2 separate regions of the Homo sapiens genome follow, and region 1 is linked to region 2. Evidence: chromatin contacts called from ENCODE Hi-C or POLR2A ChIA-PET data. All regions are on one chromosome and are shown on one strand. The core of a region is the stretch at or near the end of the contact, and the rest is flanking DNA. Distances in the headings are between cores, read along the strand shown.

Evidence for each region. Hi-C counts contacts between places; a loop is a spot of excess contacts on that map. ChIA-PET counts read pairs that join two places held with the same protein, here RNA polymerase II (POLR2A). Pooled maps may share reads with other maps.
Region 1: a loop to region 2 is called in a map of CD4-positive, alpha-beta T cell, with 4 times the contacts of the local background. The contact joins the promoter of PDSS1 here to the promoter of RAB18 in region 2. A Hi-C loop is called at or near these places in 2 of 168 maps with a recorded cell type or tissue (CD4-positive, alpha-beta T cell and CD4-positive, alpha-beta memory T cell), 7 of 37 single-sample maps with no recorded cell type and 16 of 50 pooled maps. POLR2A ChIA-PET finds 5 or more read pairs at or near these places in 3 of 52 experiments (CD4-positive, alpha-beta memory T cell, HepG2 and PC-9).

Annotation. Positions count from the first base shown.
Region 1 is chr10:26,695,127-26,699,891 of GRCh38, forward strand. It overlaps PDSS1 (decaprenyl diphosphate synthase subunit 1), which reads left to right and starts at 2,575. Exons shown (of 12, transcript NM_014317.5): 1 at 2,575-2,714. The coding sequence starts at 2,586. RefSeq lists a silencer at 2,248-2,867 and an enhancer at 2,742-3,630.
Region 2 is chr10:27,503,013-27,508,386 of GRCh38, forward strand. RAB18 (RAB18, member RAS oncogene family) reads left to right here and starts at 1,292. Exons shown (of 7, transcript NM_021252.5): 1 at 1,292-1,425. The coding sequence starts at 1,358. It overlaps LOC124902399 (a long non-coding RNA gene), which reads left to right and starts at 1,433. Exons shown (of 2, transcript XR_007062097.1): 1 at 1,433-1,712; 2 at 1,967-2,080. RefSeq lists enhancers at 988-1,257, 1,368-1,427.

The sequences.
Region 1 (4,765 bases), core at 1,325-3,824, 810 kb before region 2:
ACTCTTTCATCCACACTGGAATGCAGTGGCATGATCACAACTCACTGCAGCCTCGAACTCTCGAACTTCTGGGCTCAAGCAAATTTCCCCGCCTCAGGCTCCTGAGTAGCTAGGGCTACAGTCACACACCACCACGCCTGGCTAATTTTATTTTTTGTAGAGACAGGGTCTTGCTTATGTCGCCTAGGCTGTTCGTGACATCCCGACCTCAAGCAATCCTGCCACCTCGGCCTCCCAAAGTGCTGTGATAACAGGCATGACCCACTGTGTCTGGCCTGGTACTATATTTACAATCTCTTTGGCTATAAAACCTGTTCCTATTGTAGATATTATGTTTTAAACAGTATCATCAATATGGCAAGAAAATGTCTTGGAGGGTACCTAACACTCCAACCTCAAAACGACAACCTTGATCGCTTTCAGTTACACATAGGCCATTTTGATCCATCTGTACTGGCTCTTTTCATTTGTCTAAGGGCAGCAAAATAGACTAAAGTTGTTTTCAGACTGCACAAGAGAAGTCTGTTCTTTAGCACTTACCTGCATAACTCAGATAGTGTTTTTAACTTCCTCAACTCATGCTTGGCCTAGTGGGGTCAAAAGAACTACTTGTGAATTCCGTATGTCCAATTGGTAGCTTACTGTTTTTTCTCAAGAGTTTAGCTATACAGTAACGTTGGAAGTCTTGAGGAACTTCAGCTGCTGTCCCTACTTAGCCTTGCAATACTACGGCATCTTTTTTTCTTTTTCTTTTTTTTAAAGACGGAGTCTCACTTTGTCACCTAGGCCGAAGTGCAGTGGCACAATCTCGGCTCACTGCAACCTCTGCCTCCCAGGTTCAAGTGATTCTCTTGCCTCAGCCTCCTAAGTGGTTGGGATTACAGAACATGCACCACCATGCCCAACTAATTTTTGAATATTTAGTAGAGACGGGTTTCACCATGTTGGCCAGGCTGGTCTCAAACTCCTGACCTCAAGTGATCCACCTGCCTCGGCCTCCCACAGTGCTGGGATTACAGGCTGAGCCACTGTGCCCCCGACCTACAGCATCTTTTTAAGAGCAATGTTTTCTGTTTTAATGTGGCCAAGCAATCTCTAAACGAACATGGTCTGACAAAATTGTGTAGTGACATACTTGACAACTGGGTGAGCTTGAGTGTGATACTTATTTGACCATACGGTATTTCCTCTATATGTTTCCTTATCTTTATATACAAAAAAGGGCAAATGATAATGTCTTAGTCATAGGATCAAGTACAACCCAAGTGCTTACTGCTACACTCTACTTGGCAAATTCCACCTTATGAATGTTTCTTAATATATAAACCTAATCTAAACCAAGATAAGCTACAGGTGCATATTAACAATCTTTACTCATAAAGCTTTGCATATTTTTACATACTATTCTTCAAGATGGAAAAAACACCATCAAACTGGCTTATTTTCATAGATGTCTTTATATAGTCTATGATGTCTTCATTCCATAAAAAATCCACACGATTAAATATGAAATTAATGTACCCAGCTATGAGGCTACCGCATTCTTTAACCCAAGAACAAGAAAATACATGAATCAGAGAACTGCAATTACCTACTTGCTGGTCTATTTCCTCATTAGAGTGAATTTTTTGAGGACTAAATTGCATTTCTCTATCTCTAATGCTTACCCCCTATCTCACTGGCTCTGTGTGTTTGAGTGCATGCGCTGAATGTTTATATCACTTAATTTCTGTTCGGAACACGCTGTCTCTTAGCACCAGTAGATCTGGCCTTAGAGCTAAGGAAAGAAGGCCTTTCTAACCCATAAGGGGTACTAATCCTGTACAGACTCCAATATCTCCCGGGCTGGGTACACGCAGGTTCACACCCAGGTGTGAGCAAGATTGCCAAACTATACCTATAAGGCGTTTGGAGGGGAGAGTCCAAAAGTCACGAGACCCGGCTAATTTAGCTACTATTTCACAACAACCCTGATCGTGGTCGGACTTGTTTCTAGGAAGATGCGATGGGCTGGAACTTCCTTCAAGAACAGATTGCAAAAGGCAGCCGACCAGGGCGTGTCAGGTCACTGCCAAGGGAAGCAGCAGCGGAAACCGTCGCCTCCGGCTTAGGCTGCGGAGCGGGAACCCCATTCTCTGAGTTATGTTTCTGCCTAAACACGCAGAACAAAAGAGTTCGTGGCTGCAAGGGTGGCGCGCGGTAGTATTTCTTGCTAATAAAAGGTCCCCACAGGGACATTTTTGCTATGACTGCAGGCGTGGCCAGTCTCCCTGCACAGCTTCCGGGAAGAGGTGGGGATAGGAGGCTCGCCCCGGGGAAGGTTACGCTCGGGGTCCCCAGACCAGGTCTCCGCACGCCCCTGCCCCGTCGCCTCCCGGGAGCGGCTGCAGTCCCCGTTGGCTGCAGACGGGCAGACACCCGAAGTGTCCGCGCCGGCAGCCGGACCGCAAGCGAGGAAGAGCGAACCGCGCTCCCGGGCCTGGCCGAAGCGCTTCCTGTGCCAGGTTTCCGGCTCCGGGTCCCGGGAGGAGGATCGCGGGCCAGAGGCGGAGCCGCCGCCCTGCCGCGACTTTCAGACTCCGACCATGGCCTCGCGCTGGTGGCGGTGGCGGCGCGGCTGCTCCTGGAAGCCGGCGGCGCGGAGCCCCGGGCCCGGCTCCCCCGGCCGTGCGGGACCGTTGGGGCCGAGCGCCGCTGCCGAAGTCCGCGCGCAGGTGAGGTTGGGAGGCGCGCGCCCGGCGGGGCTCAGAGGTCACGGCTCCAATGACAGCAGTGGGCGGAATGAATGGGAGCGGGGAGCACGTGCGTCGCGACGCGGGGGCGCGCGGGGTAGCTCCGGGGTAGCTCCGGGGTGGGACTCCGGAGCTGAGGGGTGCTCGCGGTGGGACGGAGCCGCGCGTTGGACTGAAGTAGGGGCGCCCTACACGGGGTTGCAGAAAGCGGTGTCCTGGGGACCCCGGGAGCGTTTTGGGGGGTGGAGAAAGCGGTGGGATCCGTGTCCTGGGGGAAGCGCAGGAGCGATCAGATTGACCGCTGCTATATGGACAAGGTTAAGCCTGGAGAGCGACTGCAGCTATTTACTTTGGAGTTAGAGGAAGACAGATCTTGCCTGAAATTTTAGAGCCAAAGTGCTCAGAGCTCTCTCCGAGAAACGGAGGATCGAATCGGCCTCGGAATAGTCCGAAAAGGTCTTGTGGAGAATGCAGGGCTGGTGCTAGGGTGGACCGGACCTTAGTTGTCCAGCAGTGGCCTCGGGAGGAGAGCACACCTGGATGGGGCTGGAATGACACTGGAAGGAGAAAGGCCCGAGGCCGTCAGGAGGAGAGAAACCCTGGAGTCATCTAAAGTCAGAATCTCAGCGATAGCCCATTCTTTCAGGGTCTCCTCTGCTGCCTTTGGGTTCCGATCTCCTTTTTCTCCCTTTCTGGTCAGTTTAGCCCCTGTAAATGGACACTGTGAGCCCTTCTGCGCTTTGTAATGATTCTCAGTGTGCCATGGGGTAGGCCCATGCTATTAGCATAACCGTGCAAAATCTATGGACTCACTGTTACTTAAGTTTATTTGAATTTAGTACTCTTTTAATTCAGATTTGGTATACTTTATGTGTCCGTGTTCTCATCAAACATCATTTCCCAGTATGAAATATATAACACTTATAAATATCTACTTTGTACCAAAGTAGATGCGTATCACAAATTATCCAAAACAAGGCTTGGGCCAGGCACAGTGGCTCACACCTGTAATCCCAGCACTTTGGGAGGCTGAGGTGGGAGAATCGGTTGAGGCCAGGAGTTTGGGACCAGCCTAGGCAACATAGCAAGACTCTGTCTCTATAAAAAATAGAAAAAATTCACCAGGTGGGGTGGTGCATGCCTGTAGTTCTACCTACTCAGGAGCCTGAGGGAGGAGGATTGTTCGATCCCAGGAGTTCAAGATTACAGTGAGCTGTTTATTGTGATAGTGCCAGTGCACTCCAGCCTGGGCAACAGTGTGAGACCCTATCTCTAAAAAATCTAAAGCAAAAAAGACGTTTGGAGACCAAGTGGCAGCTGGGCAACTAGACAATGCTAGAGAGTAAAGAGAACAGAATATGGGGGGTGAGGGGCATGTGGGAGAAGAGGCTTAGAGGAGGAAGGTAGGCTTTGCTGTGATCCATTTCAGGACTGTTCTCTCCAGACTTCAGATATTTCTAGTTCCACAGAAGAAGCCAGTATTTGAAGAGATGGGTGCATCCACCCTCTTATGCCACTACATGCTTCTTCTTCTTCTTCTTTTTTTTTTTTTTTGACACAGAGTCTCACTCTGTCGCCCAGGCTGGAGTGCAGTGGCGGAATCTCGGCTCACTGCAAACTCCACCTCCCAGGTTCAAGCGATTCTCCTGCTGCAGACTCCCAAGTAGCTGGGATTACAGGCGTACACCACGACCCCCAGCTAATTTTTGTATTTTTAGTAGAGACGGCATTTCACCATGTTGCCCAGGCTGGTCTGGAACTCCTGACCTCAAGTGATCCACCCCCTCCTCGGCCTCCCAAAGTGCGGGGATTACAGGTGTGAGCCACCACGCCTGGCCTGACACTTCTTTTTAAAAAAGTTTCTTGCCCACCAAGCAACCTTAGCCAGGGAAAGTGTGCTTTTCTGGAGAGAATATGCTTTATGGCCTCCCCGTCTGCATGACGACAAGGAGGAATTCTGTGGACTCATGATGCCAAGATCATGTATTTCTGATGTGTGTGTCAGTGATGCCTTTCACTATATGTTAATATGT
Region 2 (5,374 bases), core at 42-2,541:
GAATGGACTCTACAACATTCATTCAATTAATTCATTCAGCATACATTTATTTAGCACATATTATGTGCCATGAAGTACTCTAGATACTGAAGACATACCAGTAGACAAAACAAAATATCCTTGCCTTCATGAGACTTCTAATAAAGTAGTAAAATATATAGTGTATCAGAGAGTGGTTAAATCCTATGCAGAAAAACAATGTAAAGAGGTCTAGAGAATGCTGGAGGGATTTGCATATTTCAGTAGAATGGACAGGGAAGGCCTCTTTAAGAATGCAACATTTGAGCGAAGACCTGAAGGAGGAGAAGCCATTGGGATATCTTTTGAAAGGGCTTTTCCAGCTATTTAACAAATTAATTTCTTAACATTTGAAATTTTATTTATATGTAGTCTTTAATCAAATATCCATTGTATATGACATTAGCTGCAGGTATAAGGAAATAAGACAAGAGAACTGAGGTTTATTGAGTGCCTGCCATGTACCAGGCACTGTGCTAAGTATTATGAATGAGGTTTGGTACCTTCACTAAGATTTACAACTTAATGCAGGAGGCAAGGTGTAGACATACACTTCCTGCAGTATGGGTGTAGCAGTTCTTATGAGGAAGGAGAGTTGACTTGAAGTTGCACCGCCAGAAGTAATGCACCTGACCTACCTGAAGTCTACGCCTCCCTTTCAAGATGAATTAGGGTGCAGAGGGTGCTCTCCACTATAACAGAGGGGAAGCCAGCAAGATAATACCTGATCACACCTTTTATAGAGCACTTTGGTTAACAACATGTCTTCACAAATTAACTCACTTAACCTTCATAACAATAAGAAGCAGATGTTCTAAGAAGTGTTACTGTGTCTCTCAGAGATGGAGAAAGGCTAAGAAAGCTGGGTAGTATGACAAGGCAGTTATAAGGTAGAGCTGGACCTAAATTTAAGATAATCTGCTTCAAGCACAGTGCTTTTCCCACCGCAGTGCAGCTGTTATGAGCAGCTGCCGAAATAAAACAGCTTGATATTCTCCTGACTGAGTCCTCCCACTGACTCAAAAGGAGGGTTAGGTTGAGGCTGGGGCGGAGCTAGACCTCAAGAAGAAGCCAACAAAGTCACACACAGCGCTCCCCACCTGCGCTTGCGCAGGGGAGGAACACGCAGTCCGGAAAAACGCCGGGGATTCTGGGTCGCGCAGCCGTGGAGCTACCTCAAGGCGGAACTGGGGAGTCCAGGGCTTCGGCAGCCTGAACACCCGGTGTGAAAGGAAGGTGGCAGACGTGGAGCGGCGCGCATGCGCAGCAGCTCACTCTGCTGAAGGGCTGAGAGGCGCACCCGGGCGGCCAGCTGGGCTCGGAGCGGAACGGGGTCAGGATGGACGAGGACGTGCTAACCACCCTGAAGATCCTCATCATCGGCGAGAGTGGGGTGGGCAAGTCCAGGTGAGGCGGAGGTGCGGGTCGTGACGAGGGTGGCTGGGCTCTTTCTGCCCCGGTGGCTGCTGTCTCCTGGGCCGCGACGGGAACTGTAAACTGCAGCGGCGGGCTCGGGCCGGCTCCGCTCGCGCCCTCCTCGGCCTCTGGGCCGCGCTCTCCCGCGACGTTTGCTTTCCTCTCCCCACCCGCGCCTGCCTGGTTCCCGGCCTTTGCCAGGCCCAAGTTCTCTGGGTCGCTCTCCCTCCTGTAGCGCCGAGAAAACACCATTCCGAGGGCCGCCGCTCGGCCGGCAGGTTTGCTGCGCGGAGCTCAGGGCGTGGCGGGCTGGTTTGGGCCCGAATCCGGCCGGGGGCGCCTTGCCTCGAACCTCTCGGGGTTCAGGCTGCCTGCCACCCCGAGACCCGGGAGACATAGCTTTCCCACTTGAGGGTTTCTGTGGGGCCTTCTCTAAATACATAATGTCCTCGGGAAGTTTCGTGACGCCTTAGGTCCCATTCCTGGCCTGTTTGGGCGCAGCTTAATGTCGATTCTTTTACTTTTTTATTAGTCGGCTGTGAAAGAACTGGATCTTGTGACTGCTGGAAAATTTCGCTTTAGTGTAAGGTCCGAGTGCTTCAGCCGTGGGCCACCTTTGAAAATAAAATGTAATTGTTATTTCTCATTTTGCCACATCCTGTGGAGACAGAAGATTAGTGTTGTGCTTTCATTTTTTACTTTTTCCTTGGGGAAAATAATATTGACAGTGGAGTTGAGTATAAGGTAAGACATGGATCTAGGTGGATGTTGCTAGAGGGCTGTGATTTCATCCAGGTCTTGGAAGAGAGTTCTCCAGCTGATGTCATTCTTGCCATCTGATTATGAGTAGGTTATGTTCAAGGCCGTCCTGATCCTTAAACCACATTTGCACTCCAGGGGCTGTAATCAGTTTCATATTTTAGCTATACCTTCTGATACACGTATCTTTCAAATAATTTTTTGTATTTCATAAATTGAAATAGCCTTAATTCTACAAACTAGAATGAAAGCTCTCCTCAAATAACTTGTAAAAGTCACTTCATAAAGTCTTACTTTTTAAAAGCTTCTTCAGAATTTGAAAGCTTATGTAATATATTCTGATATTATTTACTTATTTATTTATTTATTTTTTGAGACGGAGTCTCGCTCTGTTGCCAGGCTGGAGTGCAGTGGCGCGATCTCGGGTCACTGCAACCTCCGCCTCCCGGGTTCAAGCGATTCTCCTGCTTCAGCCTCCCGAGTAGCTGGGACTACAGGCGCGCACTATCATGCCCAGCTAACTTTTGTACTGTTAGTAGAGATGGGGTTTCACCATGTTGGCCAGGATGGTCTCCATCTTTTGACCTCGTGACCCGCCCACCTCGGCCTCCCAAAGTGCTAGGATTACAGGCGTGAGCCACCAGTTTGACAACACATTTTCATAGTGTTCCTCATGTAATGTCCTCTGTGTCTACTGGAATGAAGGATTTGCACATACCAAGGAATAGAATAATGAAATACTATGAGTTAGCAAACCAGCATGATTTGTCTGTGTGTGTGTAAAAGGCATGAGTAAAATTATTTACATGATCATCTATTATTGCACATACATATTTGAGTGTTAAAAAGTTAAACGTTGTCTTAATAGGAATTTCACAGCCTTGTGATCTTTCTTTTTCTTTTCTCCTTTTTTCCTTGAGATATCGTTCTCATTTAAGTTCAGGCATATGAAATTAGTGTTTTTGAAGTCAAGAATGGTTGGTTGTCATTTCATGTAGTTCAACCCAATACATGGTTGGTTAGCACTTTTTCTAAATGTATTGCATGGATGACAAGTTAGGGTATGTTAAAATTTTCTGGAAGGTTAACTGGAGTATATAAACAAAATTCCTCTGCTCTACCCGCTGTTTTTTTGAGACAGGGTCTTATTCTGTCACCCAGACTGGAGTGCAGTGGCATGATCATAGCTCACTGCAGTCTCAATCTCCTGGGCTCAAGTGATCCTCCCACCTCAGCCTTTTGAGTAGCTGGACTATAGGCACGAGTCACCATGTCTGACTAGTGTTTTTTTATTTTTTATAGAGAGGAGGACTCACTGTGTTGCCCAGGCTGTCTCGAACTCCTGAGCTCAACAGATCCTCCTGCCTTGACCTCCCAAAGTGCTAGGAACATAAGCATGAGCCACCACAACCGGCCCTACTTCTAAAATTTTTTTCATAGATGGGATTTTCCTATGTTGCCCAGGTGGTCTCCAACACACAGGCTCAAGCCAAACTCCTGCCTCATACTCCTAAAGTGCTGGGATTACAGACACAAGGCATGACACCCAACCGAGGTTCTCCTTGTAGAGTAAGGCCTGTTAAGTGGATTTATCAGTCTCCCTAGTTCATGCCACCGAAACAAAGAAACAAATTTACCGTGGGCCTAATCTGTTTTAAACTTTTTCCTCAATACGTAGCAATGGATTATCAACTGCTCGATGCAGGATTTTGTCACTTTATTTCTTTTGTGAAAGGATTACATATAGTGAGAAAGTTGTCTTATTTGTCTAGCTAGATATACATTATTGGCCTGTGTGATATGCTGTGGAAAACAATCTTAAACACTCTGGATAAGATGAGAATAAATGACTCCACTGAAATAGAAGTCTATGCCTTTTAAAGTGAATTAGTACAAAAACATTTGCTGTGGATATGATCTTAAAGGATTGTTTTAACCAAGTTTGTTTCTATTTCATTACAGAGCTGGAGCTAGTGGAAGTGAGATAGCACTTGTGCTGTTGGGGAAAACAAAGGATATGTTTAATCCGAATTAGTGGATTACTTTCTAGTGATTTCATAGTGTTAGAGTCTAAAGGGTATGTGATAGTAGTCAGGAGATCAGGATTATGAAACTGGGGCTGCCACTTGTGTGACCTTGTGTGTGATACTTGAATGCTGTAGGCCTTCATTTCAAAAGCGAGGGGGTTGGAATAGAAACCTCTCAGACCCTAAATGTGTAAGACTCCAATTCTGTGGCTAGGCCTGGTAAGGTAAAGAGTAGCAGAATATATCAAGAACTGGAAGGGATTAGAGAGACCTATTATCTAAATTGCTGTCCCTCCTTTGCCCCTTGCCTTCCCTTTTTTTTTTTTTTTTGGTGAATTTCATATGTAAATTTAAAAAATGCAGATTAGTTATAATCACACTCTGTTTATTATAAATTTGGTCACATCTAAGTGCCATGGTGGTAGTTACTCCTTCCATCTCTACTTCTGCATGGGAAACATTTTGCTCCTTTAACTTTGAAAATATGAGGGTGTAAATATACAATACTATAAGAATGGTGCTTCTGCCAGGTGCAGTGGCTCATCCTGTAATCCTAGCTACTCGGGAGGCTGAGACAGGAGGATCTCTTGAGGCCAGGAGTCCGAGACCAGCTTGGGCAACATAACGAGACCATGCCTCTAAAAAAATAAAAATAAAAAAATTAGCCGGCCATGGTGATGCACACCTGTCATGCCAGTTACTTGGGGGGCTAAGGTGGGAGGATTAGTGAGCTGTGATTCTGCCACTGCATTCCAGCCTGGGTGACAGAGTGAGACCCTCTCTCTTAAAAAAAAAAAAAAAAAAGTGTGCTTCTTAATTATTTTGAGATTGTCAGTTCTTTTCAAAATCTAATAGAGAAATGGACTCTCTGTCCCTTTCAAAGTCTAATAGAGAAATGGACTCTCTGCCTAGAAAAATGCACACATAGAATTTAGAATACTTTTTGGGCTACCAGGGTACCCCTGTCTAAGATCTGATGTATACCCAGAGCCTGTATTAAAATTTGTTGCTTCACACCATGCCACCAATTCCCTGCCTCTCCTTACAAAGTACTGTTAATAACAAAGGCCATTTAAGGATTAGCAATTATGAGAGAAAAACCTCTGGCTTTGTGTCTGCACATTGCCATATGTTCAATAAATAATACCCAATAT